Regions from separate parts of the Homo sapiens genome. Here region 1 is linked to region 2. Evidence: read pairs that join two places in POLR2A ChIA-PET (ENCODE). Cell type or tissue: A673. All regions are shown on one strand. Each heading gives the region's core, and the rest is flanking DNA. Links, peaks and the distances in the headings are about the cores only.

The links. Peaks named below come from ENCODE experiments on the same cell type or tissue, not always from the same donor. Only the 100,000 strongest peaks of a DNase experiment are listed, where the experiment ranks them.
Region 1: POLR2A ChIA-PET joins it to region 2 with 10 read pairs; 2 of 35 experiments call an interaction of 5 or more read pairs at or near these places.

Annotation. Positions count from the first base shown.
Region 1 is chr6:124,772,338-124,788,547 of GRCh38, reverse strand. All of the region lies in intron 4 of NKAIN2 (sodium/potassium transporting ATPase interacting 2), which reads right to left. Among named protein-coding and RNA genes, the nearest start is that of RNF217, 180 kb to the left of the region's middle. In A673, for the core only: no CTCF peak of the experiment used is centred there; DNase peaks (open chromatin) are centred at 7,697, 9,027, 9,397 and 10,387; H3K27ac peaks cover 7,088 bases.
Region 2 is chr6:123,215,105-123,231,314 of GRCh38, reverse strand. It overlaps TRDN (triadin), which reads left to right. Exons shown (of 41, transcript NM_006073.4): 39 at 7,184-7,222; 40 at 9,793-9,828; 41 at 12,575-14,976. The coding sequence ends at 12,714. Among named protein-coding and RNA genes, the nearest start is that of TRDN-AS1, 220 kb to the left of the region's middle. In A673, for the core only: no CTCF peak of the experiment used is centred there; DNase peaks (open chromatin) are centred at 7,004, 7,674, 8,154, 10,594 and 1 weaker place; H3K4me3 peaks cover 1,922 bases; H3K27ac peaks cover 7,112 bases.

The DNA of each region.
Region 1 (16,210 bases), core at 5,256-13,255, 1.6 Mb before region 2:
TGCTTCCCCTTCTGTCTTGATTGTAAATTTCCTGAGGCCTCCCCAGCCATGCTGAAGTGTGAGTCAATTTAACTTCTTTCCTTTTTAAATTACCCAGTCTCGGGTATGTCTTTATTAGCAGTGTGAGAAGAGACGAATCCAATCTCCTATAACATGCAACTCTTCTAATTGCTACCTGGGCTACAATGATGAACTAAAGCAGATTTCTAGTCACCACTGACATTTTGGGTTGGGAAGCACTTTTTTATTGAGGCTGTTATGTGTTGTCAATGTTTAAACAATAACATCCTACAATCAAGACTGTCAACAATTGAGGCAATAAAAATATCTCTAGACATTGTCACATGCCCTCTAAAAGGCAAAATTTCCCCTGGTTAGAGCCATTGTTTGAAATATAGTCCTAGCTTTAAGGAGTTTGCAATTTTGTAGCAGGTATACATATAACTGTAATTTGAAGTCGATTTAGGTAAATCTTCAGAAAGAAGGAAGAAAACTGTACTCCTAATAAGTGACAACAAACAGTAGATTGGACACTTTCATGTGTTAGCCCATTAATCCTCTCAAACACCCTTGGAAGAGCATTATATGTATTTTTGCTGATGACAGGCAAAATGGAATTTGCTTTTCCAGAGTGAGATTATCAAGCAGGAAAGATAGGGGTTGTGTTTAGGTAAGAGCCAGTAGTCACATCTGATAAGAGTTTGGGGACTTCATACTAGAATAATGGAAGCAAAGCTGTGAAGACCAGATTAGGGCCATAATCAGTGGGCCTCCAGTGTGTCAAATTGCCAATGGAACTATGCCATTTTTCTACACAATGAGCTGAAGGAGCACCCCCTACAAAAGTATAACATTTTTCATGGGTCCAAATCCTTCCTGATGTGATACTTGTCTTCCTTTCTAGCCTCATCTCTCACCAATCCTTGTCAGAATTGATGTCAGTAGAAAGCTGTTGGTAGCTTGCTGACATCTATCAGGTAGCTTTCCTTCTCTGTTCCTTAACTCATTTTCCCAGTCTGCCAACAAAGAATGCTAATGCCCTGTACCTCTTCCTTCCCCTCCCTAGTCAGCCTTGCACCTCCAGTAATGAGTAATTCTAACTCATTCTTTTTTTGCATTTGTTTTTGAAAACAGAGTCCTGAGTTGCTAAGCTGGATATAAAGCTTTACATGGCAGTACTGCCTGCTTACTTCCCGGGTCTTCTTTTTAATTTTTTAATTCACTGTTATTTTAAGTTCTAGGGTTCATATGTAGGTTTGTTATACAGGTAAACTTGTGTCATGGGGGTTTGTTGTACAGATTATTTCATCTCCCGGTATTAAGCTGACCTTAAAGAATGAGTTAATATCCATCAGGAAAAACAACTAATGGACACTAATTCATTCTTTAAGGCTGAATAAAGGTGCTGCTTCCTCCAAGAACTGGTAATCCATTCTCGGAGTAGGTTGGTGCTTGGCACTTTTGAGATAGACCTTGAGAGGTGGGAGGGCTTGAAATGGAATAAAGAGGGGTACGGAGAGATGGAGAGTACATCTTCCAAGTGGAGTTTAGACTAGAGCTGGGAAGAAATAGGGAGGAGGAAGTGGCCCAGTTCAGAGAAGCTTGGGCTGTATAAAGGGAAGTAACACGGCACAAAGCAGATAATAGAGGCTCATGTTGTTAGAGTAGATATGAGTATCTTCAATTGAAAGAAAATAATTTTATTTTGTTCCTGATTTAAAGATGCTTAGAATAATAATGGAAGGGACCTGTGGCATTATCCTAGGCAAACACACAATTATCCACTAGTGAAAGAAATAAAATATTCTAGTTGTTTTAGTCTTTGTCATTCAAAGCAGAGCTAAGTATAATTTTTTTTTTATTTATCTTTTCACCTTCATGTATCTAATGTGATTTGTTCACTTCTAATTCACCTGGTAAGGAATTACATGTCATCTTGATATTATCACTGACTGGAAGGAAATGATATTTTCTCTGTATAACTAAATCAGATTAAAATTCTTTTTTGTATCCACAGACCAAATTATGATTGTATGTCCCAGAAATTCACTTAGAAGCTAATAGAAAAAATGAAACCAAAGCCTTTTGGTAAGTATTTTAAAAGATTTAATTGTAATAATTGAAAATATAGCAACCTTAGCGTTTAATCTATTACATTCTGGATTTCGGTTTCTGGGAAGTTGGAGCAATGGGAAGGATACCTTTCCCTATCTTTCCTATTAAGTATAACTAAAAACTCTGAACATTATATATATAACAATTACAAGAAGACTTTGAGGCAGACCAGCTATGGCCTTTGGTACTCAAAAAAGTACATGAGGGTGAATTCCATTATTATTATTATTTCATATACACCAGACTTACTTGGAGCTGAAGAAGCCTATAACTCTGAAATGCCAACAGGTACAGATTTTTTAAAAGCCCCAGTAAACCCTTGCTGTCTCTAGCCAAAAGACCAGAGAAAAGGGAAAAGGCAGCCTAGCAAGACAGAAAATTTTACAGTGATAGTACCTCTTTGTTTTAGCCAACACCATAGAAAACAGAACAAAACAAAACAAAAACACAAAAATTGTAGCCCCACTCCCCAACCACAGCAACAAAGAGTAGGGAGCCAAGACTTCCCCACTGCCTCATGAGTAAGTAATCCAGACTTTTAGCCTCACTCTCCAGTAACAAGGCAGACACTCTCTTCTCCCCACTGGGGTGATGTCAGTGGAAGCTTAGTAGAAGATCAGGACTTTTACCAATGCCCAGCAGTACTGAGGCCAGTCCGCCACCCCCATGGCATCAGTGAAAGCCACCTTGGAGCAGTAATAAGGCTCTTGCCAGATATGGAGCTATCAGTCAGAGGCTAGTGGGGGGCAGGACCTTCCACAGCCTCCCAAACTTAATGAAAAGCCCTTCCCACCTTAAGTCTCAATGGAGGCTAAGTGGGAACCCTGGACTTCTATCCCCAATTGGCAGAAATAAGTCAGCATCCCTCCTTCTCCCATCAAAACAGCATCAGAGGAATCAACTAAAATGAAAGGTTTAATTAAGATCTAGGGTCTCATAGCATAATACCCCAAATGTCCATGTTTCAATTAAAAATTACTAATCATACCAACAGTGAGGATGGCCTCAAACTGAATGAAAAGACAGCCAATGTAACCTAACCACAGAGGTGATAGAGATGTTAAGATTTTCTGACACATATTTTAGAGTAGACATCGCAAAAATGCTCCAATAAGCAATTACAAACATGCCTGAAATAAATTAAAATATTAGAAGGTCTCAGCAAAGAAACAGAATATATAAGGAAGAACCAAACTGAAAACTTAGAACTGAAAAATGTGGAGGTGACAGAGGAAAGAATCAGTGAACTTGAAGATTGAACAATAGAAATTACCTAAACTAAGAAACAGAGACAAAGTAAACTGGAAAACATGCACAGAGCCTCAGAGACTCATGGAAATAACAAAAGACCTAACTTTTTTTTCCCCCACTGGAGTCCTGAAGGAAAAGGAGAAGTAGGTCAGCACTGAAAAAGTCTTCAAAGAAATAATGACTGAAAACTTCGGAAATTTGGCAAAGGACACAAACTTACTAATTCCAAAAGCTTAGTGAACCACAAACAGTATAAATCTAAAGAAATTCATGCCAAGATGCATGACAATCAAACTTAGGAAACCCAAAAACAGATATCTTGAAAGCAGAAACAGGGAAACATTTATGGACAGCCATTCTGGAAAACAGTTTGGAGGTTTCTTTACAAACTAAACACGCAACTACCATATGATCCAGCAATTGCACTCCTACACAGGAGTGCAATTTTATCTCAGAGAAATAAAAACATGTTCCCACAAAAACCTGTACACTAATATGTATAACATCACTATTCATAACGCCCCAAAGTGGGCGCAACCCCAGCGTCATTCTGTGGGTTAATAGTTAAACAAACTGGTATACCCATACCATGAAATATTACTCAGCAAGAAAAAGGAAGGGATGACTGATACATGCAACAGCCTGCATGAATTTCCATAGAATTGAGGTTAGTGAAAAAAAGCCAACCCAAAAAGTTGTATGTTATATGATCCTAGTTGTAGAACATTCTTGACATAATAAAACTGTAGAAATCGAGAACAGGTTGGTGGTTTCCAGGGACTAAGGGGGGTGGGTTAGAAGGAAGTGAATGTGGCCGTAAAAAGGCAATATACGGGATCCTTGTGGTGATGAAACTGTTCTATGTCTTGACTGTATCAATACCCAGATCCGAAAAGTGAAGCTGTACTAATTTTTGCAAGGTAATACTATTTGGAGAAACTGGGTAAAGTGTAAACAGAATCTCTCATTTTATTTCATATAATTGCATATGATCTATAATTATCTCACCATAAAAGTTTACTTGAAAAATACTACATTTTAGGACAGTTCTATTTATGTTTAAAAACCTTCATATTATAATTTATGAGTTATAAATATATCTAAACCAAGTAGATATGCTTGTTTTCTTAAGTACAAAGACACATTTTAATTTTGTGCCTTTATGCCAACATGATTAGAAATGAGGAGTAGCAACACTACTTTTTACCCACAATTATCTCACATTCCAAATACATTGGTTGTATGTTTTATTTAAATTAAATAATCCAATTTTGTTCTGAATTCATAATTCATAGGCTCTAAGCCCATGCTTTTTGTAATAGGAATTTGAACAGAAGGATATTATGCACACACAAAGTATAATTTTAAGTTGCAGATGATTTTTACTTGCTCTTTTTCATCTTATTCCATCTACATAATTTGAGATTGCTTCAGCAAAGGATTCAAATGTGATTATATCAGTGTTATTAATGAAGGTCTTTATATGAAGTATTTTATTATGTGGGCTGGTATATCATCTGTATTGTTTACCAGATGATTCTTATCTCATACTAATCCACTGGCTGGACTATTGTGGAACACACTGCAAATTTTCTCTGCTACGAGTAATCCAGGTGCAGTTATCAACCTGCAATAACACATGGAGGATTGCCTCCAGGGCTATTGTGAATGTTCACAGCCTACTGGGTCAGAAAAGCTTTTCAGAGGATCAGAAACATATCTTAATACCAGCCTTTAGGTATTCTGCTGCATCATCAAGCATGACTGTATTAAACACTTTTTAAAAGATTAAATAAAACTAGACATACATGCAAACTGGTATTATCTATTTAAGTTGGGAAATAGACTGAACTAAATGCCAACACTGGTTTACCAAATCATTCCTGTTATGAAATAGTCTCTGGAAACTGGTAGATTTCTTCAGTCCAAACTTATCAAAAAGTTATCCTAGTTCAGAGGAGTCTGGTGTATTAGTAAACTGGGCAGAGCAGAAGATACTCAGGCAGGACGAAAGATGGCTAATAACATTCAAATGTCATTATGGTTAATACCTCTCTCAGGGTTTACATATCAGATTCGTTTTTAAAACTGTATTGACAGCAGTAGTTCAACCATTCCATACATGTGCCGGTTGGGAGATGATCAAAGAAATGGCCAATCTAGTGCAATAGAACTACCATGAAATCGCCTTCCGGTTTAGAGATAAGAGCCATAGGGGAGTCCTTAACCAAAACTATTCATTGAAAATAATTGGGAAATGTAAAAAGCAACTATCAATAATACCATACTATTTTAATGGTAAAGCTAAGTTTAAGATTGTATGTTTGTAATGTGCAAAAGGAACTCTGATTTATTCATAATGAATCATTTGAAGCAGAAAGTGTAATTTTTAAATGTTCTGTAAAATGTACACAATTAATACTGTCTACAGAATTTTTGAACAAAATCACTACATAGCTCTTTGGGGAGCAAATGGTACAAGTAACATCATTTTTGATCAGAGATAATAGGGTACCAATAGCAAAATTAACTATACAAAAGGTAAGGCATTTGTAAAAATAAATTTGCCCATATTGAATATTCTCTAACATTAGTAGACAAGGCTAAAGAAGGATCCATGAATTTCACTGGAAGGAGTATGCTGCCCCAGTGATGACAATGGGAACACAAGGCCAGATTTCTCTGTAGAGACTAGGAGAGAAGATTATTTGTATTAAAATATTTAGTTGCAAAAATAACTGGCATTAAATAGGTGCATTTGGAAAAAGAAAGGGGCTAAAACTACGTTAACATTTCCTTCTTTTTAGAGGTACTAGATTGGAAGATAAGGAAAGTGTGGAATATACAATGCACCTGAGACTTCAGCACATATCCAGTGATCAAAAATAATGCATTGATTAATATTATACAAAAATGATGTCAGTAGTACTCTCATTGCACTAAAAAAGAAACAGTTAAACTCAACGGAAACATCAGGACAAACCAGCTAGAGAGAAGAGTGACTTTAAAATGTTATCGTAAACTCAGATGCATTATTAGGGTTTTGAAAATACAGTTAAGTAGGAACCTTAGAGCAATTGGTCCCTTTCCCATGACATCTGTGGGAATAAGCTTTATGCTTATGAAAAGGTATTTTATGTGGCATCCAATAAAGCGTGCCTCTGAAGCAAAGTACTTGTTGCAGTATGTGGCAAGGAAGATGAATGGGAGTGAAGGTAGGAAAAGAAAAAGAACCCTCCAGGGGAATAAAATGTGGATTGGGGAAGACACAAATTTGAAGACCAGTTTTTTCCCAAAGCAATTTTAAAAGGCACAATACTGAATCGAAGTGTCACTTAAAAGGCCCGTCAAGTCTATCCATGTGTAGCAGTATAATCTAGTTGGACTGAATAACTTTGGAGTCAGAACTTGGCTATAATTGGTGTTCTTCACTGACCCTTTCTTCCTTTCCATCTGAGTTACCTTCTTTTCAATATAAATCTTAGATTGTCTTCTTTCTACGTAGCTCATAGCCAATGCAAGGGTGAAACAGAATGTCATAAACCTCAGACTGAAGGGATTTCATTAATTACTAGCAATACCATTATTACCGTTTGGGAATATATAACCTAGGAAAAAGTGCAATTGTATTTCTGTGCATTACTTTTTTATTTTTAGTGCTTAAACCTCAAAACCAACCAATCATCTAACCAACCCCTCACATCCTGGTAACAGCTGGGAGGTAGGAAAGGAAATGCCAGTGATTACTATTTAAAGTAATAGCTGCCATTACTGTTCACTATATTCTGGGCATGTGGTAACATCTTTACAGCCATTCTGCTATCCATTCTTTCCAAAACTAAGGAGATAATTTCTATCATCATCTATTATTTATAAATGAAAAAACTGAGGCTTAGAGAAGTTATATAGTGCTCTCCCAAGATTCAGACATAATGAGAGGACTTGATTCATGCCTATGGACCCTAAATCCTATGCTTCTCATTTTCACACAGTCTTCTTAGTTTATCCAAAAGGCAAAACTGACAATACTCTCAAGCAAAGGGAACATAAGATTCTAATAATCAGAGTGAATTCACATTCACTTAAAAAAAAGTTAAAATTAAGTTCACCTAGTTTTCCAAGTCGGAAATCTGGATACAGATGATAATACTGAGCTTTGAATTAGCAGAGCTTGGAAATCATCAAGAAACAAAGTGGCTCAGCTACCAGACAAATCACAGAGGAGTTTAATACTACTTGTGGGAAACCTGGAGCATGTAGGAGAATGCACATGCTCCTCCCACTCATTTAATTACCATTTCAGTGGTTCCGACTCATCATGATTTTATAGTTCTCCTCTGAATTGCTTACACGTGCTTCTACACACCAGCGTGGGCTTCTTATGTTAGACATATATTGGTGAGTCACTAATTGTCTTCAGTTTACTGCTGGTGAGCAAGGCAAGTCTCATATCAGGTGGAGAGTCAGATGGATGGGATGATTCTAAGAGCTTGAAAATCTAAACGATAACTCTTTTTGCTCACAAGGTAAAGACATGATAGCAAAGTGTCGAAGGACATTCATGATTGGCTCAAGCCTATGCTTTCAGCCCCAACACTTGTGGCTCCCCTTTACTCTTCCATATTAAATCTCTGGCAGTTCCTCTACTATACATGCCATGCTGTTTGATATCTTTATGTTTTTGAATAAGGCATTTCTCTGTCCAACAAACAACATTTATCACCATATAGTGAATGCCTACATGAAACATGGGCTACTTCAAGGCTACTCCTCAGGGAAATATTTTCTAAACACCAAAAAGCACAGATAGGCATTCCTCACTCTCTGTGCTCATATAGCACCCTGAGAAATACCTATATTGCACAACTTAATTCATTTTTGCATATTAATTCTTAAACTGGACTACTGGACTATCAGCATTCTCTAGAGTAACCAAGAATATTTCTACTACCCCCGAAAGTTCCTTCTTGGCCTTTCATCCTCACCACTCTCCCAACCCTTACACCACCCACCAGGCCACACCTGTTCTGATTTTGATAACCATAGAATACTTTTGCTGGGTCTTGAACTTCATACAATAGAATCTTATTGCTTGGTGTCTGGCTTCTTTCACTGAGCATAATATAATATTTTTTAGATTAATCCAAGCTACTGCATCTAACAGTAATTCATTGTTTTATTTTCAACTGGCGTTCTATCAGTATGTGAATATAATTTTATCACTAACTTTTGAGACATAACACACCAAACCAAAATTTAGTGGCTTAAAGTAACAACCATTCATTTTTGCTCATTGTGTTTTAGGTCAACATTTTGAATTGAGTTCAGCTGGGCAGTTCTTCTGCTGAATTTGGTTGGGCTCACTCATGAGTCTATGGTTGACTGTGAATCATCTGGGTAGCACTTTTTTTCTGGGGCTTGGCTTATTGTTAGGTGGGGGTGATGAAGTCAAATAAATGGACCCCATATTTGTGGTCTCACATATCTAATCATTCATCAGAATAATCTGGGCTTGTTCACACTGGTGTGGCAGGCTTAAAGAGCAATAATAGTAAGGTGCACTTCTCAGGTCTCTGTATGATGTTTGCTATCATCTCAATGTCAAAATCAATTGGAGGCCATTATAGCAAAACTCTTCCAGGATGCCACAATTTATTTACTTACTCATCTGTTAAAGGACATTAGGCTCTCAAGGATTAACTGGTTTTTATTTTCAGTTACTTCCAATCTTATATCTTGAACCAACTCATTTAAATAATTTTGCTTTAGGATTTCATGATTAAATAGTGACAGGAGGACTTCCTTCCTTCCTTCCTTCCTTCCTTCCTTCCTTCCTTCCTTCCTTCCTTCCTTCCTTCCTTCCCTCCCTCCCTCCCTCCCTCCCTCCTTCCTGCCTTCCTCTCTCTCTCTCTCTCTCTCTCTCTCTCTCTCTCTTTCTTTGTTGGAGTCTGGCTCTGTCGCCCAGGCTGGAATGCAGTGGCACGATCTCTGCTCACCGCAACCTCCACCTCCAGGGCTCAACTGATTCTCCCACATCTCAAAACCTCCCAAGTATCTGGGATTACAAGCCTGTGCCACCACGCCCAGCTAATTTTTGTATAATTTTTTAGTAGAGAGGAAGTTTTGCCATGTTGGCCAGGCTGGTCTTGCGCTCCTGACAATATATTTCATCTCGTTTATGGGCCCAAGATGAAGATAAAAAAATCATAACTATGAATGCACTTTGAGCTCCTAGGAGAAGCAAAAAATATATTAATTCTCCTCATTTGTAAATGTTCATCGGTTTTTGACTCTATTCAGCCATTCCTACAAGAAGGAAGGTAGTTTTTAATGTCTCTTTTTCTCCCTAGTATATGTATTAATTGGCTCAAGTGGTTTCTGATTTTTTCTTTTTTTTCCTTTAAGCAGGCAGAGGTTGAGAATGGTTAGCTAATTTAGAGATTTTTTGGAATCGCCTTCTAAAAGAGAAGTTTAAATATGGGGATTGGAATTGCTTCTCTTACTACTCAAATTTTAAAAGTTCTTTAAGAGTTATTTACCTATCTTTATTAGTAAATATCACTCATATTTCTGAGCTCGAATTTTCTCTATATTTATATCAAACTAATTCTATCCAGATCATCAGTTCTTACTTTCTCTTTTAAATTATTATATCATTAAAATTTTTTTATTATACACTTGCCAAAAAATATCAAGGAGAATACAACATTGATGACTCTATTAAAGAAACACAAGAGTAGGAGAAGAAAAATAATTTGATAATTTGTCAAATATCAAAAAAGGAGACTGCTGAGAATTGTCCCCTATGCAGGGCTTTTTTTTTTTGAAGTATTATTTAAAAATTGCTATCAAGTGCTATAAGAACCATGTTTTCGTTCCTTAAACTCGGCATTTTAATATCTCCTTTGACTTGTAGTTTTTTTCCCTTAACTTCAGGAAAACATGTTTTCCATTCCATTATATTTCCGACTACATTTGAAAAGATACAAAGGCATGAGCTTGTTATTACCACAGCATCAGAGCTCAGGGGGAGAGCAAGCTGTTTGCATTTTTTTCTTGCCTTTAAAGATGCTGTCATTATCACTTGTTCTCCCAGAAAAGCGAAGTTTGATGACAATCTGTCTATCTCCTCACTGTACCTTAATGACTTCAAAATTGTTAAAACCTCATTACTGGATGTCATCTCTGTGTACATGTGTGTGTGTTTGTGTGTGTGTGTGTGTGTGTGTGTGTGAATGTGATTTCTAATAAAGCAAGAAATACTGAGTAAGAAATGACATTCTGCTGATTTTTGTGGTCTTTTATGAAGGATGGCTGAATTCTGTAATTAGCCTCAGTCTGCTTCTGCAGGTCAATTTTCTAAAATTAGACAATGTAAGAGAAATTTTTTATACCTCACCTCTTTCCTCCACTCTAAAAGGTCCTCAGCTAGAATTTGTTTGTGAGTATGATTCCTTCTAAATCCCTTTCTTTAGATAACTCTGACTCCCAGTGACTTGCAACTTCACTATTCCAAGTTATATATCAATTTCAACCTTCACAACTTCCTAAAAGGCAGGCAGACTTTGCTGTTCCTCATCTCTGATGAATATATTCAATATGAGAATATTAGTGAATAATAACAATTAGCATTAGTATAGTATTCATTCTGTGCCAAGCACTGTTTATGCATAAATTCTTACTCCTCACAATCACTTTATGAGATAGGTATAGTTATTATATTCTCTTTATAGATGAGGAATTGGTGGCATAGAGAAGTTAAAAGTCTTCTTCAAAGTCACCTGCTAATAGGTAGTGGAGCTGAGATTCAAACCCAGGGTGACTGACTCCAGAATCCATGTTCTTAACCACTCTACTGTCTGCCAGTCAAGCTCAGGATGTAAAAGGCTACATTCTCCCTGGCATCCATGGGCATTTTTGATAGCTCTTTAGAATATACACTTCATAGACTGAAATTTCTTCCTTTATATGCAGCTGATTAGGAAAGTAAACATAAATAAATACACAAAAGCATAACTTTCCATCTGCACTTTAATATTATTTATTAAAAATCTGAATTATACAGAATTCTTATATTTAAATCTTTAGAAAATACTAAAAAATCTGATCACATGAGCATATATTACCTTGAATATCTTTTATTTTGAAGAGGTAAAAATTTTAGGTTGAAACCAACTATTTCTCTTTATTAATGATAATACAACATCTAAGCCTTTAATCTAAATTGAATATCTATAACTAAGAAAATATGCTACGACTAAGATGAATATAGACACTCAGCAATAGAAAAATGAGACCTTCTAATTCTGCTAAATGTAAGTAACTGATAAAAGACTACTTGGCACAAAAATATATGAACAATTGTCAATCTAGAGTGCCTATAATTTGAAGCATAATACTCCAGCAATTGCTAAAGAAAAAAACAGTGGAAACCATACTTTTATCTCTTAGAAAACACTGTATAATAGAAAGATGTGATAAAAATTACGGTGTATAATAAGAGAGTTCAGGCTATATTAAAGTGGAAGTGTGGATGAATACAAGACTATAGCAGAAATAAAACGCACAACCCTACCCTTAAGAGCTTTAGCTATTTGTAAGGCAAGGGCATCCTACCCTTTCACCTCCCAAACACATACACATATCACATGCTATTTGGAATTAGGTAGACTACAGACTGGAATGATGATGTACTTCCTCACGACCTTTCTGTGGCTATGGTTCCTGTCCTTGATCTAAAGCAGTGTATTGAGTGACTGGAGTGCAAATAAAAATGAGAGGTGAAGTGATCCACTTCCTACTCTTCCTCTAGAAATTCTAGTCTAGAATTTCTGCTCTTTTCAAACTCAAAAGTCAGTCTCAAGCATGGTACTGTCAGCAAGAAGCCAGTGTAGGGTACAATAAACCCAAGGGCTAGTCAGTGCTAAACTGTTGGGTAGAAATATAAAGTCCATAGTTATGCAAAAATGTCCATGGAGACTTAATGAATAACCAAGCTAAATTAGTTTTAATCATTGCTTACAGGATGGACAGTATGAACACAGATCACTACATATTCTTTCAGAACAAAAACTCCTCCAATCCAAACTGCAATTGGATTTAGGAGGCTAAGGTTTGCTTTAATTTCTGCCAGAGCTGCCAGCCTCAGGGAAAAGGAGCCGTGTACTGAAGCTGGCACAGGAGTGAGGTACTTCCACATTACCAGATCCTCTTATGCTGTACAATGACAAACTTTTGTTGCTGCCCTTGGCCTTGACCCTTTGGACCCTTTGGATACTATTGGTATTTCAGTAGCTTGACCTCTCTAAAAGAACAGAAATGTTCAGGATAGTAAAAGGAAAAAAAAATCATTATTTCAATTAAATCAGTGTCAAGAGGGTTCTGAAGCTGTCCAGTGCAGTAACCCTGACTGATGGTTTAGCTCCTTGCAGTGTTATCATAGCTAAGATAGTAGGGTCACTGCTCACGTAGAGTGCAAGCTTGATGTTGCAGGCATTTTCCCATTTCACAGATAACGATCTCTTTATAGTCACATGCAATTACAATTCACTTTTACATGAAAAATTCAGTTTTACCTGTATATGACTATATCCTATTTGAAGAGTTTTTGAAGGAAAATGAAATGGGATTAAATAAACAGAAATAATGTAATGTTCTCTGGATGGTCAAAATCTCCTATATAATTAATTCAGAACTTGAATATACTACTTGGAGATGACTTCAATTTATAATGTAGGTTTCGTTGTTGTTTTTAAAGCTGTACTGTATCAACTTCTTAAGTAAAACCATTAATTCAATGAATACGAACAGAAGTTCCTTTGAGGAGATTAAAGGCTGGCTTCATCCCAAGAAAGCTGCAAAAGAAGGTTCAGAATGGCTTGGCCCAATCGGCCTCCTAAAAAAGTGGCAGATGGAAAACTCACTTCTGAGTTCCACATTTGCCTGTCTCAAATATTGTCTGAATATCTGCTTTTTTCCTCACTCCCAGTCCAATGAATACTCAATAGTTCAAAAGCCTGTTGTTAAAAGAAATGAAGCATTGTCCTTTCATGGAAGTAAAAAATATGCTTGAATTATTTGATTATCAAATATTGACTGTGCCTCTTCCATACCCTATGTTCAAGTGTTTTGAGAGCACAGATGGTTTAGAGGTCAGGAAATTAAACCTTTCTCTTCTCTTCTCTCTAGAATTGGAGGTTTATTTTTTTAAAATCATCACATTCATTAACAGTATCCTTGGTGCTTGTATCTTTGGACAACAACTGTCCAAAGATACTGTCAAAGATACAAGATGTTGACAGTATCTTTTTTTTTTTTTTTTTTTTGAGATGAAGTTTTGCTCTTCTAGCCCATGCTGGAGTACAATGGTGTGATCTTGGCTCACTGCAACTTCTACCTCCCGGGCTCAAGCAATTCTCCTGCCTCAGCCTCCCAAGTAGCTGGGATTACAGGTGCACACCACCATGCCCAGATAACTTTTGTATTTTTACTAGAGACAGGGTTTCATCATGTTGGCCAGGCTGGTCTCAAACTCCAAACCTTGGGTGGTCTGCCTGCCTCAGTCTCCCAAAGTGATCGAATTACAGGCGTGAGCCACCGTGCCCAGCCAAGGTGTTGACAGTATCTTTGGACATACTTGTGTGTCTGACTTCCCACCAGACATCTCCCCTCAGAACGTCTTAGTAGACATTTCAAACTTACTATGTGCAAACTACAATCCTGCTCTACTCCCTAATACCTGACTACACCTAACTGTATCCATAGCTGTTCTGTTTCAGGTAATGACAATGCCATCCTTCCAGATGTTAAGTCCCAAGCTTGTGGACTCATCCTTGACTCTTCTTTTTCTGACATTATAGAACCAATCTGTCAGAAAATACTGTAAGATTTGCCTTCAAGGTATACTCAGAATCTGACCGTTTTTAACCATCTACACTGCTGTCTCCCAGGTCCAATTTGCCATTTCTTTCACCTAGATCACTGCAATAGCCTCCTAACTCGTCTCCCCACTTGCAACAATTCAGCCTTACTCATAGTCTACTTGTAGCACAGCAGCCAGCCTGATCATCTAAGAATGTAAGTCTGATCATGTCATTCTTTTGTTCAAAATCTTCCATGACTCTCCAATCTACTCTCAGTAAAGGCCAGTGTCATTACAGAGGCTTCCAAATGTGACATAATGTGTCTCCCCATTACCTCTTTGACTCAATCTCCTCCTCTTGTTCTCCTACTCACTCTTCTCTAGCTATCATGAGCTTCCTTGTTATTACTTGAAAATAGAAGCCCATGGCAGCTTTTAGGCATGCAATATTTTCTCAGTATCTCTTTCAAATCTTGTTTAAATGTCACTTCAGTAAGTTTTACTTTGATCACTATTTTAAATTGCACCTTTCTTGGCACTCACACTACTAACCCCACTCTATTATTTTTCCATAGTAATTTAATCGGATACATGAAAAAGTCCCTTTTATTGTGTTTCTGAAGTTAATGTGGTTAACCTGGGTTATTTTAGCACCAATAATCTGCATAGAAATTGCTGGGTCTAGTCCCTCTTTGAGAAACTGAATATAACTTGTAATTTGTACCTGGTATTCTACTTAGAAAAATTCTCCCAAATTTTTCCCACATTCAAATTTACCTCCATTGCTATCCAGCCTGCAGGCCTATAAACCCATCTCCAAGGGTAAAGTCTTTAACCTCTGAGCCATAGCTGATCTTTCATTCTGGTCCGAATGCTGTGTCCTTCTGTTTCTTTTCTTCAATTACCTCAGTTTTCCCATTCTACCATTCCTTTCCCCGCAGGAAAAAAGAAATGCAAATCTTAAAAAGGCTTCCAGTGACCCCCCCACCACTCGCACCTCTTCTCTCTCCCTCCTCTTTCTCCTTCCCATTTGCTGCCAGGCTTGTTGAAGGGTTATTCTACACTTGCTCTTTGTGTGTCTTTTATTCCACAATCCAGAGCGATTAGGCTTCCACTTTCTCTTCTATCTTAAAACGGTTCTCACTAGGAGGATGTCTAATGACATTCAGGTTACTAAGTCCACAGAAAGTATTCAGACTTGACTTTATTTGGCTTGGCCAAGTTCCAACACCACTAAAAAGCCTCTGGGGTCTTGCAGTTCTCACATCCCTCAGCCTTAGTAACAATAGTCTCTTATGTTTTTTTCTCCCACCTACTTATGAATTTCAGTCTTAGTTTTGGGTTCTTTTTCTTTCTTTTAGATTCAGGGGATATGTGTGCTTGTTTGTTACATGGGTATATTGCATACTAGTAGGGATTGGGCTTTTAGTGTACCCATTACCCAGAGTAAACATTATACCTGATAGATGATTTTTCAACCTTTGCTCCTCTCCCATCCTTCCTGCTTTTGGATTCCACAGTGTCTGAGTTTTTTCGTTAACAGAACTTTAAGTAATTGTGATCTCTAAGTTGTCTCTTAAGCCCTCTTTGCTTCTTCCTTTACATATTTCTCTATTCGTTCCACAACTTTCACTGTATATGGACTTAGCCTCCTGCAAGTCATTGGAGATCATTTTAGTGAGAACAGTATTTAATACGAGGAGGTGGGGAAGCCAGATTTCTCTAAGTTATGAAATGAAAAGCATGTGAAAAGCAAGTGTAAAATAATCCTTTAAAATCATGCCTGCACATGGGAAGTAGATTCCCCAAATCCACATATGCTGCTGATATCTCCCTTCAGTGCTCCAGGCTCTAATGTGCAGCTGCCCACTCGGCATCTTCACTTGGAAAAACTCTGTGTGTCTCAAACTCATCATGTACAGCACAGAGTCCTCTTCCCCCTTAACTCTGGCCCTCGTCTCTTGCTCTCTGTCACAGGGAATG
Region 2 (16,210 bases), core at 3,026-11,025:
ACTACCTCGCAGTTATACTATCAATTGTCATATACTATCTCATACTTCAGAGTCCCTTCTATTTGGTTGGGTACTTTTTCATTTTCTCTATATGGGTTTGTAAATTACTTCTAAGTAGCATCCTATTTCCTTTTGGTTCCTCCAGGGCACAGAGCAAAGTGCTTTGCAAGTAAAGATAGAATAGTTTAGAGGAAAGAGTGAGGGTCTTGATGTTGAGGAAAGTTAGCTTCATGCCTTCTTTCAACACTTTTTAAAATGTGTTGCTGCAGGGAAGTTCTTTTCAAATACTTTGGGGCTCAAAGTTCTCTTGTAAAATCAGATATTTTCCCCATAATTCATAAGGGTATTGGTGAGACTTAGGTTAAAACACATGTGTAAAATCTAGTACCTAGTAGCATACCTGGCACAGAAAAATATCTCATTGTAGTTCTCATAGTTGTTGCTGGAAAAGTAACTTTATCTTAAATGAATAAATCATAGGAAACCTTCAAGGTAATATTCACTTTGACTGTAAAGCTAGACTGAAATTTTTAAAAATCTGTTTATGATTTTACTTTTATAACATAAACACACAGCCTACATCACAAAATATACATTATGAATTAATCTTTTGTATGAAGAAGAAACTGAGATTCCAACCATCTATGAAAAATGCTATGAATATGTTTCTAGTAAATTGTTTTGCAAATATATGATAAGGGTGTTGAATATATTCCAATTATCCAAATTTAGAAGTGGTGGTTTTATCATTTTTCTTTTTATTATTATTATTATTATTATTATACTTTAAGTTCTAGGGTATATGTGCACAATGTGCAGGTTTGTTACATATGTAAACATGTGCCATGTTGGTGTGCTGCACCCACTAACTCGTCATTTACATTAGGCATATCTCCTAATACTATCCCTCCCCCCTCCTCCCACCGCAAGACAGGCCCCGGTGTGTGATGTTCCCCTTCCTATGTCCAAGTGTTCTTATTGTTCAATTCCCACCTATGAGTGAGAACATGTGGTGTTTGGTTTTTTGTCCCTGCGATAGTTTGCTGAGAATGATGGTTTCCAGGTTCATCCATGTCCCTACAAACGACATGAAATCATCCTTTTTTTATGGCTGCATAGTATTACATGGTGTATATGTGCTGCATTTTCTTATTCCAGTCTATCACTGATGAACATTTGGGTTGGTTCCAAGTCTTTGCTATTGTGAATAGTGCCGCTGTAAACATACGTGTGCATGTGTCTTTATAGCAGCTTTAATTTCAATTATGGTAACTATTGATAGATATAATTCATAAAAAATATTTTGGGGTCTTTAATATTTTAAGATGATAAAGGAATTCTGTGAAGAAAAAAGTGAAAGCCACCGCTCTAGAGAATAAAATGTAGAACCAAGATAAGATTGCTTGCTGAGAATGAGAAATCTGCATTTTAGTATAAAATTTGCGAATTCACTTATCAAACCTACATAATTAAGAATAAACATAATTATATACCATACCTACCATTGGTGCTGAGGCTGGACTTTACATTTTCTCATATACTTGGAATTTTTATCAGCCAATTGTAATTAGAGTCCATATTTATTAGAGTCCATACACACGCAGTCTCCTAAATACCAACAGATCAAGTCTTTAAATCATCTGTGTCTTCAACCTCATAGAACCAAGTCCACCCTTGACTCCAAAGAGATGAAGACTTAACACCTGAACCCTGTTAAAAATCCCATTGGCCATGAAACTTTTTTGACCCATGGCTGCAGAACAGTATTGGAGATAAGTAAAAACTTTCAGGCAGAGAACAGAGGTAATTTCTTACTTTTTCAGGCATTCCACTTGATCACAGAATAACACTTTTCTTAAGTGTAGAAACAGACAGTTATGTGAAATGAAGCAAGTCATGGATTTAGGACAAAGGAGAAAGTCCTTCAGTTAACCAGAAAATACAAGGACTACTTGACCAAACAAAATCCAGGACTTTCTATTGTAAATTTATTGATTTTTAATAAACTGATAGCTATTTAAGAACCCTTGTGTCAGTAGGCCCAATTAAATAAGTATTGAAGAGTTATACAAAACCTAGTCCTTGATTAAAATGACAGCCATACAGACAAGATGGCCCATTTTTTCATGACTCTATTATAGTGCAGACAACTGCTTGGATAGGAGGATGGATTCACTGCTATCTCTGATTCCTCTGGAATCTGTTTCTATGTAAGCGAAGAATGAACTCTAGAATTTGAAAGTCAAGATAGTACAATTTTATTCTTCAATGTTAGAAATAACTGTAGCTTACACTACTTATAATGTTTAGGCAAACAGAAAAAATATTATGCTTACCTCTTCATTGTCTTTATTTTCAAAGACAACTAAGTAACTTTTCATCGCCACTGAGGGAGAGTAGATTGTTAGAAGTGCAGAGGGACACATTTAGCACCCCCTCTCATTTTAAGGGGGTTAGTGGAATGCCTTCTCCTTCATTTCTGTTCTGCACAAGTGTGTGTGTGGCTCATGCATAACTTGACTCTGTCAGAGCCTGCCAGCAGGTATGTTAGGCAACATAATGCATGGGTACTAGAATCAGAGAGAAGTGGGTTTAGAAGTTCATCCTCCAGAGGCAGTGATATGGTTTGGCTGTGTCCCCACCCAAATCTCATCTTGAACTATATTTCCATATCCCCACATGTTGTGGGAGGGACCTGGTGGGAGGTAATTGAATCAAGGGAGCAGTCCCTCCATGCTATTCTCACAATAGTGAGTACGTTCTCAGGAGATCTGAGGGTTTTATAAAGGGTTTGTCCCCTTTGCTCAGTTCTCATTCTTCTTCTCCCTACCACCATGTGAAGAAGGACACGTTGACTTCTGTTTCTGCCGTGATGTAAGTTTCCTGAGGCCTCTTCAGCCAGGCTGAAATGTGAGTCAATTAAATCTCTTTCCTTTATAAATTACCCATCTTGGGCAGTTCTTTATGGCAGTATGAAAACAAACTAATGCAGGCAGAATGGCTTAGTGATTAACAGCACCATCTCTGGAACCAGAATGCCATAGTCTTAAAAACCAGTTCTTTCACTTCTTATAGCTCTGAGACATTGAATCTCTCTGATTTTTAATTGTCCCACCTATAAAATAGGAACAATAAGAGTATATTCCTCACAGATATTCTGAGGAGGTGAAAAGTGTTAACATTTATAAAGTGCTTAGAACAGTGGCTGGCACATAGCAGGTGTACTATTCATGGGATAAATTTCAACACTCTTTCAAGAGGCCCTGATATAGGAGATTTGGATTATGTTTAGAACAGTGGCTGGCACATAGCAGGTGTACTATTCATGGGATAAATTTCAACACTCTTTCAAGAGGCCCTGATATAGGAGATTTGGATTATGTTCTTGTTCTGTCTCTGCCACTCATGAGTTTTGTGACCTTGGGCAGGACCTCTCTCTCCTCTATTTGTACAGTAGATTCAGTATAAAAGTCCTCACCTCGGAGGTTGCAGTGAGCCAGGATGGCGTCATTGCACTCCACCCTGGGTGACAGAGTGAGATCTTATCTCAAAAAACAAACAAAAACAAACAAACAAACAAACAAACAAACAAAAAAGTCCTTGCCTCATATGGTTGTTGTTCAGGATCAAACGTGTTAACACATATGAAATAACTTAATAGGGCCTAGCATGTAGAAAATCTTAAGAAATATTAACTATTTTGCAAAAATTAAAAGTGATGATCTCACAATTTACTGAGTTTTGCCCATTAACTTGATGCATATCACTTCTAACCTTTTCAGACATCTTGCCAGCTCTGTCTTGTTTCCTACTAAGCATTTGCAACTGCATGACTGGCCTAGCACCACAGTTCAACCCATAGAGAATTGAACTTTTCATTATCCCCAGCAAATATCAGTGTCCCCTAGGGACTTCATTGTAGTTGGGAGTGGCACCACTGTCTTTCTCCAAACTCAAATAACATATCGTTATTTTCCTTATAGTACCAATCTCTTGTTCTTACTTGTATTTAGTTCTATTTCATTCTTTTGGCAAAGCCTTTTTTTGTATTTAACTCCTTCAGTGACTCCTACTTGGAGAATGTACTATTTCTGTGCTATTAGAACACTTGCCAAATTGCATTCTCTGCATTCATTTTCTCATGCTCTAGTCTTATTTATTTCTACCAAGTACATCTCTAAAACATTATTTGTCTCTTGAGCAACCTTGACTAGCTATGAAATTTAGTTGAGGGTACTTAGCCTGATGTATAAGATGTTCCACATGATAATCTTATCCAAGTTTTCCAGAACGTCTCCTCTACTCCCTGAATATCTCTGTCCTTCGCTGTCTCTAGCCTTTTTTCATATTGTTGCCCTCACTTTAATTTTGGCATCTCCTTCTTGAAAATATTATAAGTCCCATTTCAAATTTTACTTCCTTCATTAAACATTTTCCTGACAGTCCGACAAAGCAGGTCACTCTTTAAAATTTCATTGGCACATTTTGACACTCCTTTCACTGCCATGATTCTACCTTCTCAGAGTCAAATATTTGTTTTATCAAAACTACCACTCACTCAACGTGCAAGTTGTAAGAATAAGTAGACAGTAAGTGCCTTATTCCTTTCTTGAATTTTATTCCTAGTTCTGTAAATGTTTGCTGCTAAGTCTCTTCCACAGAAAATGCATCTCTATAGCAACTGTCCTAGGTTTGCCGTTTACTTTCTTGTGCTTCTGTCTCCTGAGCGATTGACATGTGACTCAGCTCTTGCCAGCTTTTGTCACTTATAGCCAGTTGATGCTGGATCAGAATATAGAATCTGAAGACACTGAGGTCTTTATTCCTTCCATTTGTATTTATTTTTCTAGTGGTAATAAATGGATCCAAAGAATAAGTTTCAAGTGTGCTATAATCTACAAAAATAAAATATATGTTCCTTTTGGACACGGACTTTGCCTCATTTTATTTTTGTACAGAACTTTCATAGGAATTAATAGGACCTTATTACACAATTAAGATATTATTTGATTTGTTTAGGAACTGACATCATTTTTAAAATATAGATATTAAGTTATTTCACAACATCATATAACAGTTTGTACTGTTTCATTATTTATAGCAGTTGATTAAGCAGTTCAAGACCATGGTCATTTTATCCAGTATTTAATTGAGTTAAACCTATGTTTAAATATTATTTACAACTGACCAGATCAAAAGTTTAATAATATATAGTAAAAAAAATTCTAGTAATTTTGTTTCTTTTTCTGTTGTGTTCTTCTACATAATAGCATTTTTCTATAAAGGTCACATTGCTTTCCTGTTAGACGAAATTTGCATACTGACCCTATCTTACCCCTTTTTCATTTATTAGTGAACAGTTAGTATGCAAAATCTAAATAAATAAGACAAAACTGACCTTCTTTCAGATAATTTCAAATGTTAAAAATTAAAGCATCATTCCGTTATATTGCATTAGAATTGCCTCAGACTTAAAATTACTTCCACATTATTCCAATATGTGCTTGTAAGTTGAATGCAGAAAAGACCAAGTGATTTACACAATACAACTTAAGAGTCATTGTGTATGTATTTGAGCTTTAGTTCAAATGTAGTGTCTTCCTTTCCCCACTAATTTTATTGAGATATAAGTGAGAAATAAAAATTATATATATATTTGATATACAATGTGATATTTTGATATACATATACATTATGAAATGATTACCAAAATCAAGCTAATTAACATGGCCATCACCTCACGTAGTTACCACCATTCTGTGTGTGTGTATGTGTGTGTATGTGTGTGTGTGTGTGTGTGTCTGTGTGGTGAGAACATTTAAGATCTACTCTCTTAGAAAGTTTCAAGCATACAATATATTTGATAAATATTTGGATATATACCCAGAAGTGAAATTGCTGGATCATATGGTAGCTTCTTCTTAAATATGTTGAGGATGACTATTGTCTAGTGGTAAAATAAATAAATAAACAAACAAATTTTTGAGGAACCTCCATACTGCTTTCTATAATGGCAATACCAATTTACATTCCCATCAAAAGTGAACAAGAGTTCCCTTTTCTCTTAAATCCTCACCAGCACATCTCATTTGACTTTTTGATAATCACTAGTCTAACAGATGTGAGGTAATATCTCATTGTGGTTTTATTTCATTTCATGATAATTAATAATATAAGGCATCTTTCCACGTGCCTGTTGGTCATTTGTATGTCTTTGGAAAAGTGTCTGTTCAGATCCTTTGCCCATTTATTTGTTTTTTGTTATTGAGTTGTATCAATGTCTTATATATTTTAGGTATCAACCTCCTTTGGATATATGGCTTGCAAATATTTTCTCCCATTTCATAATTTGCCTTTTCATTTTGTTCATTGTTTCCTTTGCTGTACACAAACATTTTAGTGTGATATAGTTCCAATCGTTTATTTTTGCTTTTGTTGCCTATACTTTTAGTGTCAGATTCATAAAATCATTGCCAATACCAATGTTAAGAAGCTCTTCCCCAGTGCTTACTTTTAAAAGTGTTTCAGTTTTACATTTAAGTCTTTAAATCCATTTTGAATTGATTTTGGGGTGGTGGAAGATAAAGGTCCACTTTCATCCTTTTGCATATAGATATCCAGTTTTCCCAACAGTATATATTGAAGAGACTATCTTTCCCCCATTGTTTATTCTTGGTACCTTTTTCAAAGATTAGTTGACTCATGTATGTGCATGGGTTTATTTCTGGGCTTTTTAGAATTGTCAAAAAGGCTAAAATCTAATCAATCTGCTAATAAATTGTGTGGGTAGACACTGATCTCTTTATCTAGGCTGTATGCGTGAAACCATTTACCTTAACTTTCCTAAATTCTATAAATGATTATGATTTTTGAAAGGAGCTTTAGGAGTCAGAGGAGGAGGGAAACCTGGGGGTGGGTGTTGGAGGTCACCACAAGCCTTTTCCCTAAGTAACCTTTACCAGCCTGATTACCATAGTGCAGCACTCATCATTTTCTCCACATCCTCTCTCCAAGTCAGAGAAGTGCCTGTTTTGGTCAGACAGCTCTTATTTATGGAGACTGTAGATGCTGAGTTTGTAGATTCAGGGATCTTGTGACTCTTAAAAACCTTTAAATACAATACTTCCTCTGGGAAAACTGAAAAATTGACTGTGATTCTATGTGCCTTTTTTCTGTACTCTAGAAGATGTTGAAGATGTACCAGCTTCAAAGAAAGCTAAAGGTGAGTTTGCTGTCTTTGGATCATTTACAAGTTTTCTCTCAAAGCTATAAGGTTTTTGTCTGTCTTTTTTTTTTTTTTCCTAGCTATTCTTGATCTAGTCTTAAGCTTTTCTAGGCAACATTTACATGGTAGGCTTATTTTTAAAGCAAACAGCTTTTTAACATTATTTGGAAAATATACATCTTTTCACATATTAAAAACACTAGTTGGGTATTGATTTATTTACAATTGTCAGATGCATTTATTTGCCAATCTACAGGAATAATACTTCAAAATCACTATTCCATTAAGAATTACAAGAATGCCATGATTTTATTAAGAAGACTTGAGATGAGTCACCTATATTAGCAGCACCATCAGGAAGGAAGGAAGGAAGGAAGGAAGGAAGGAAGGAAGGAAGGAAGGAAGGAAGGAAGGAAGAAATGGAAGGCTGGACTCAACCCCTGCACTCTTCCAGCCCAAGCCAGAGGACAAACAGTCAGGAAAACCTGCGATCTCCAGATGTACGAACTTCATAAAGTATTTCCAGGACAAAATTTCTCCATCTGTAGAATGAGGGCTTCAGCTAACTTGATTTTTTTTCTGAAAGGTTCCTGGCTTTTTCATTAGGGCTGCTATAAAATAGGCATTATGTTAAAAAGAAATGAACTTTTACTTTAGGTTTAGGGGTACATGTGTATGTTTGTTATATAGGTAAACTCATGTCATGGGGGTTTGTTGTACAGATTATTTCATCACCCAGGTATTAATCCTGCCATCCATTAGTTATTTTTTCTGATCCTCTTTCTCCTTCCACTCTCAACCGTTGGGTAGGCCTCAGTGTCTGTTCCTCCCGTCTTTGTGTTCATGTTTTCTCATTATTTAGCTCCCACTTTAAGTGAGAACATGCTGTATATGGATTTCTGTTCCTGCATTAGTTTGCCAAGGATAATGACCTCCAGCTATATCCAGCAATGGGATTGCTGGGTTGAATGATAGTTCTGTTTTTAGCTCTTTGAGGAATCATCACACTGCTTTCCACAATAGTTGAACTAATTTGCACACCCACCAACAGTCTACAAGTGTTCTCTTCTCTCTGCAAGCTCCTCAACATATGTTATTTTTTGACTTTTTCATAATAGCCATGCTTACTGGTGTGAGATGTTATCTTATTGTGGTTTTGATTTGCATTTCTCTAATGAGTAGTGATGTTGAGCTTTTTTTCATACGCTTGTTGATTGAATGTATGTCTTCATTTGAAAAGTACCTGTTCATGTCCTTTGACCACTTTGTAATGAGGTTGTTTGCTTTTTTCTTGTAAATTTGTTTAAGTGCTTTATAGATCCTGGATATTAGACCTTTGCCAGGTACACAGTTTGCATATAAAAAAAAAGTATTTTCTCTTCCACTTCTAAATTTGTCTGCAGGCAATAAGTATTTGCCTAAGCATTGTTCTAGCCAACGAAGTATAAATTCTTTGCCAGTGCCCAAAATTAACCAACAATGTGGAAAATAGTGCTTTGAGAAAACACACACAGGTCAGGACCTTATCAAATAAAAGTTGAGATTTACACTTGTATTAAGACACCTTTCTGAATACTATATTTTATATATATATTTTTTAAATTGAATTAAGACTAGCCACCCTAATAGGTTTTTTACTCATAGACCAGTGCTTCTAAAACTTTAATGTTTATACAGATCAACTGTAGGTCTCCCTAGAATTAAATATCTGAGTTAGAACCTAAAAATCTGCATTTATATAAATAAATCAATTGATGCTGAAACTAGTGGTATATAGATTACACTCTGAGGGGAACCGCTCTAGAACCAATTGAAAAATTGATAAGATCTGTAAACCTAACTTTCTATGAAACACACACACTAACACACATGTACACACAAACACACACACACACTCTCTCACAACTTCTAATTATTTCAATGTTTTATAGAAAAACCCCCAAAACCCCATTCGTGGATACCAGTTAAGAACTTCTAATCGGAAGAAAGGGATTCAAAGAAATAGTTTCAAGCTATGCAACACTACATAAATTTGCGATGGATATTACTACAGCAAAAATAAATAAATAGTCAGTGAATCAGACGTGAAAAGGGAAGAATGCAGGATACTGGGCTGCTGCTCTACTTTCATGGCAAGGATGATCACGAAAAACATATGTCCCTCCAAATTTGGGATTATTTTGACTAAAATGTTCATCTTTAGCCAGATTTTACCCTTACCAAATTGTAATTCTGAGCATCAAAGATCCCTTCTCAGGAAAGGGATGCATGTCAACTATCCTCATTAATGAATATCTGACACATCAGGGCCAGTTTTCCTATTTAAACAATTGTTTGTAGCGTGACATTTTTTTCATGGGTTCCCTTTCTCTCTCTGGCTCTTGCCTATTAAATTTTACAGTGAAAATATGAATAGAATCTGTGTACAAATCTGGAGTATACTATAAAAAGGGTAACTCCTGTTTCTTTCATAGTGTGCTTCTGTTTAGACATTCTCAGTCCCATATATATTTATATAAAAGTTGTAAATGTACAAGTTATTTACTTTTATATTTTTTATCCACTAGAAGGAACTGAAGATGTGTCTCCCACAAAGCAGAAAAGTAAGTTTATAATGAGATTAAAAGTAATAAATCATTCTGTATTAAAGATGCTACATCTATGTAAAAATGTTAGACTCTCTTAAGACCAGTATTCGAAGAAAAAATTTTTTAGCATAGACATGAAGAATAACATTAAAGTAGGTCATTTATATTTTAAAAAGAAGCGTATCACTTTTGTGTTAGGCAAGAGGCAGATAGTTGGAAGAGTTACAAGTAATGGTTGAAGTGGCATTTATCGCAAATCCTTCTACATATTTCTGATCCTTAGTACTCTGGCTGAATCTATGCTTAAATGTGTCTTACTGCCTGCTTTATAATAGGACAGCTGAAGTAATATGCCAAATTTTTTTATATCAGGTAGAAAAAATGAAGAAATAGGTTTTAGCAATTCAATTGCTTGGAAACTCACTTCTAAGATTCAAGATTCTTTTTGATTTTGCTAGATGTATGGTAGGTTCTAAATATTCAAACTTTGGGATCATTTATTTTAGAATCCAATCAATATTCATGTGCAGTTACAAAATTCAATGCCCAAGTTTCTCATTATTTCGGTTCTTCCAAATTAGACATTTTTGTTCATATGGTAAAGCAATAAATTTTAAATCTGTATTTGCATTAAAGTCATTGCAGAACAGAATAAAGGAAGCAATTTTTGAAATAGGTATAACTGAAGTTTGTGTCACATAATGCTTTTAAAGTAAAGAGCTAGATATTTGTCTGAAGAAATGACGTCTCTTGATTCTCCAGTGCTTTTTGGATGTTTTTGTGCAGGAAATTACTAAAGTGCCCCTTACAATAGCAAATGCCTCCTACTCTGTATTAATAGGTGATTCATTAGACAGATACTGAATGCCTACTATGTTCCAAGTACTTCTTTGGATGCTGGAACTACTGCAGTAGATAAGACACTTATTATAATCCTTCATATAATAAGGTTGTGAGAAATATAGGGAAATAAGCAGAGTCTTATGATACTTTGAGTAATATTACAAAATCCATAAGAAAAAGAATTATAGGTCAATCTGGACATATTTTCATTTTATATAGCAACGCTTTCCCAATTATTAACCTACTGGTAATAATTTGTGGCTATGTCACATAAACATTTGAAATCTCATATATTTTAAATAACTATTAAAATATAATTCAATGAGACAGGTGAATTGTATCAATACCAGTTTCCTAGTTGGAATATTGTTCTATAGTTTTACAATATGTTACCATTGAAGGAAACTAGGTGAAGATATGTGGTATCTTTCTGTATTAACTCTTACAATTACATGTGAGTCTACAATTATTTCAAAGTAAAAATTTTAATTAAAAACAAAACGCAAATACTTTTAGTAAAATGGTGTCAAATATTCTAACCTCAGTTGGGGGATCTATTGCATCAAAATGATATTTGCTATCTTCGTCTTACAAGAAGGCAGTTCTATAGCCTGATATTCATGAGCCTTTAATTTAAGCTCTAATATTTGCAGTCATAATAATATTTTAATGAGTAGCTTATTCAACATCAATTAAATAAATGTGTCAAAACAGTGTCCACTTCTGATAAGCAGCTGGAAGGCAGCCTGTCATTGATGGGCCCTTCTACTTTTAGCAATGGATTTCCATTTCTCCTTGTGCAGGGCCGGCTTTACTACTGTCCCTCTTGTAGCCTGCCTAACCCCCAAGCTCCCATAACCTCCACAAACTTGAAGAGACGGAAGTTGTATTATTGCTTCGGTTTGAAGATAGAAGAAAAGAGAAATCATTCCAGATGAGATGCATTGGAAAAGATAACTAAATTCAAGATTCTTCAAACTATTGTCATCCCTGAAAACCCAGTGACCCATGGAAATGGAATCAGAATACTCCCTGGTTGCTTCTCCAGCTTCCTTTTTTCCTATCCTTTGCTTTATTCTACTTCATAAACCCCTAGTCTCATATGGATTTGGCCATCTTCTTTATCTCCCACACACCACTAGCTTTAACTATGATTTTTCTTTCCTGGCCTTCTGCAAAAATCTATGGCTGGTTGACAGAATGCAAATGGATAGGATAGAAAACACTGGAAGTTTGTAGGCACCCAAGATTGTGAGGAGATGCTAAACTCGCCATCTTTTACCAAAGCTGCTACCTGGGAGCACCGGCTTACTGAGTCCAGAGTCCTTACTTGCACCACACTCCCTTAACTTTCCTGTTTTGCTTTCTACTCAGAGCTGCTACCTGGCTGCTACCTTTGTTGCTCAAAGAGCAACCAAGCCACCTTAGGAAAGCTCTTGCCTCTAAAGTAAGGGCAAATAAAACTTCTAGATGTTGGCACCACCTCTCTGTGACATTATAAAACACACACACACAGTCTGTTGCTTTGCATATTGATAAGCTCATATTTTGAAACCTGTGACTATGTCTCTATGATTGCTATGCACATCAACAGATGTCTATATGATCAGAACTTTGACTTTCTCTGCCAGGCCATTTTTATTATCACTTATTAAAGGCTTATTACATACCAGGAAGAATTTTAAGAGCACATGTAACTCATGTAACTCATTTAACTGTCATAATATTTCTGTGCGGTTTTCGTTGTTTTGATGTTATACATAAAGACTCCAAGACACAGTGAAGTTTAGTAACTTGCCAACAGCTACGGAGGCTGCTGGCAGAATCTGTGACCTTATCTGCTGCACTGCACTGCCTCACTGTGCTTTTTTGCTCATGTTCTGCATGTTTTAACAAACTGTCATGCTCTGTTCCTTAGGTCCCATCAGTTTCTTCCAGTGTGTCTACTTGGATGGGTACAATGGCTATGGATTTCAGTTTCCTTTCACTCCTGCAGACCGCCCTGGAGAGAGCTCTGGTCAAGCAAATTCTCCAGGACAGAAGCAACAAGGACAGTAAACACACATGTATGACCCTTACAAGTGCTTTAAGATTTTAAAAATGTGATGTTTTGTCCACAGTAGTTCAGGCAATTAAGAATATGCAACCCAGAGAATTTCTGTGAAAACATTTTGCTCTTTGGCCTGGTGTGGACGGAAAGGGTGGCCAAATGGATTGAGTGATGAGCAGACATGTTTAAGGGTCTAAGTCTCAAGAATCTGTTATGTGTGTTTGCTGCGGTGGGAGGGGGTGCTTGTATTTATCTTATTTCCAGTCACTATAAGGTTGTACACAAACTAATTTAAAGTTTACTTAATAATGGTATCTTTAAAATAATTGACACAATTGCAAAATGAATTCCTGGCTTCAGTTAGCTATTATTTTTTTAATGACAACATAGACTGTGCTCTAAGTTTAAAAGATGGGGAAGCTTATATAAAAGTGACCCTTTTGCATCATATGGGTATCTAAACTTAATTTACCCAATAAGTTGATGCTTAATGATTTTATTTTATTTTTGTCTATTTCTATTTTAGTTGTGGCTTTGCTCTAAGAATGGGTAATAGTTGTACTACAGACTGCTATAAATTTCTTGTGATACTCTTTTAGAGCTCAAAATATCTCTGAGCTTTAGACATGGTAAGGTGGAGAGTAAATGCTTGATAAATCTTTAAGATATGTCTTGAATGATAATTAGGACATTCAGTCCAGTGGAAATACACCATTCAATTAGTCAGGTCTGGTGAATCGTTTGTTTAAAATATTAGCAAATGAGATGTGGAATTCTGAAATTTCTCCAGACTGTGTCTTAATAAAAATGTCACCTGGGTGAAATTTTAGATCAATCACTAAATTTGGGTGACAAATATAAAAATATTTTCATTTCACTTTAATACATTCTTTCTGTGAAGTAAAATGTTTTTCTTTCTCATAATGGCAAAATATGAATGCCATCAAAGTTTAAGGAATTCATTTTAGCCTTAAATGCCTTCGTGAGATGTCTTACTTGTATTTTAGGTAACTGGTCATCAGTGCCAATGACATGGATAACAATTTTTAATCTACTCGACAGTGCATCCCTGGGAATGACTGTTATGTTTTTGTCATATTCCTGGTAATATAAATACTCGTGTTCTTTACTACATTGTTTTTATCAACTCTAAAAGTCATGCCTCTGTGACCTTTATCATGTTTACAATTGCAACTGAACTTATGACAAATTAACTCAGGAAATAAATTGAGTTATCCTTTCTAGCATTGTAATTACCATCAGCAAGGCCTGAGATAGCCAGAGCCAATACTAGCCAAGTGATTTATTTTCAAGGATTGCCACTAACTACGGTTCTTTAGGACCAAGATATAAAACAGTCACTAAAAATCATTAGGCTAGGTATCAGTAATACATTCATTACTAATAATGCATTTTTGGAGACTTTTGTGAAAGAAGTTGGTCTCTGCCAAAAGCTGGTGGACCACATTCACACCACGAAAGCCAGTGTCACATGAACCAGATTAATGACTCTCTTTATGGGGTATGTGGGACATCCTGGAAGTGTATAATTTCAGGAATGACCAGACAATACCATCTTGCAAAGCCCCTTCAGGTGACAATCTAAACTTGTGGGTAGGAGAGTGCATAAAGTTTATTGCTCAACTGCTCCTCCAGCCTGCTGAATTTACTGAGTAAAGAAATAGCAAATATGATAGATGTTTTAGATTTCATAGAACAGAATGGTTTGTCCATTAATTCTTTCATTCAATGACTGTTTATTGAATACCTACTCTTTTAGGGCGCTGTGTTAGGTGCTGTATTGTACAAGAAAAATATAATAAATTAGATTCCCAGCGCTATTCTGACATAGTGAATGACCTTGAAAAATTTACTAAACATACTATGTTTGTTTCTCCATGAGTAAAATAGGGATATAGGGACAAACAGTCTAATATCTCATAGAAATACCATGGAGACAAATAAAATATTTTAATATAAATATGATATTAAAGTAAATTTCTGAAGTAATACTTTTGGGTATGGCACTAGTTTTTCCTCTGACTATTTTACTGTTTCTTTCACTCTCAATATAAAAACTATTTGATAAGATAAAACGATATATTTTATTGTAATTAGAATTTAGACAAATCAGCTATAATGTAAAAATGTTAATAATAATTACGTTTTATCTGATTAAAGTTACAATGATCATAGCACTTTAAAAATATTATCTGAACTGTCATTTGTTTATATATTACCGTCTAATAAAATAGTTATAGATCTTCCAAGTTTGATGCCTTACATTTTAAAAGGAAAAGATAAATGGTTGATTAAGAATCTTTGTCTTTAATGGTTCATTCATAATTCAAGTTATACTGGCCAGGAATATGTAAGCATTTCATAATTGTTTTAGTTATTTTGCACAATTGGTACACACTACTCCCATTACATCCCTGCGTTTACCCACCCTTCATCCCCTCTTAATAGATAAAGATCTGAAAATAAGAATCGATTTTTCCTTAGGTTTTTGATTTATATTTAGTTTTCCTAAAGCCTGATAAATCATTATTCAAATGGGGCAAGTGTTTTTTTGTTTCTTTTTTTTTTTTAATGAACCCTAGCAAAAGCACCTGTATGTTGACTCATTCTGGCATATCTTTTCAAAACCTTTTAACTTCTTGCAGAAATATTTTAGAAACTGGTATTGTGATACTGTGTATTTTAGAGATTTAACTTGTACCCTTGAGTAATTTTTCTGGAGAAAAAAGCAAAGGAGATAACAAATATTGCTGATAGAAAACTCAGTGACCATATAAGCCAAGTGGCACATACAGAAAATGAAACTAATCCTTAGAGAAACTTGAAAATTTGCCCAAAGTAACTGACTACTTCAAAACCAGGCCTAGAACCTTGATCAGCTAACTCCCAAATGTTCTTCAGTTTTCAGGGTGTTATTACAAATATTGACTTATTTTTCCAGTATCCTCAAATCCATCTTGCAAATTATACTTGGTGATAGACATGTAACCCTCTATGAAAAGACTTGTCTTTTTTCCTACTTGAAAGCTGAAAAGTGCCTTAAGAGTGTGTTGCATTCAATTGCTTTACAGTAAAGAAAATAAATGTCAGAGAGGTTAGGTGGCAGGCCTAGAGGCACATTGTTAGTAAGCAGCAGAACAAATGCGATTGAAAGCTCGAATCTTTTTCTAATCCTATTCATATCCTTCCTGCCCTTTGTAACTCCATATGATATCGTCACCATCATAAAAGCTTCCCTTTGTTACTTGCAAACTAATTAAGAAATAGAAACTCAGCACGACTTCCCAGTAGCTGGCCTCCTTGCAGCATTTTTTGCCCCACTCCTTTCAGGATTATATCAGCTCTATCCTGTACCTTTCCTTTCCCCCTCATTAATCATATATGTCCATGAAACATTTAGTTATTACTGTAGATGCTTTCCTTTGTGTGTAAAATAAAGACCTTTATTTTCCCAAACTATCCAACTATTGAAAAATCATTAGT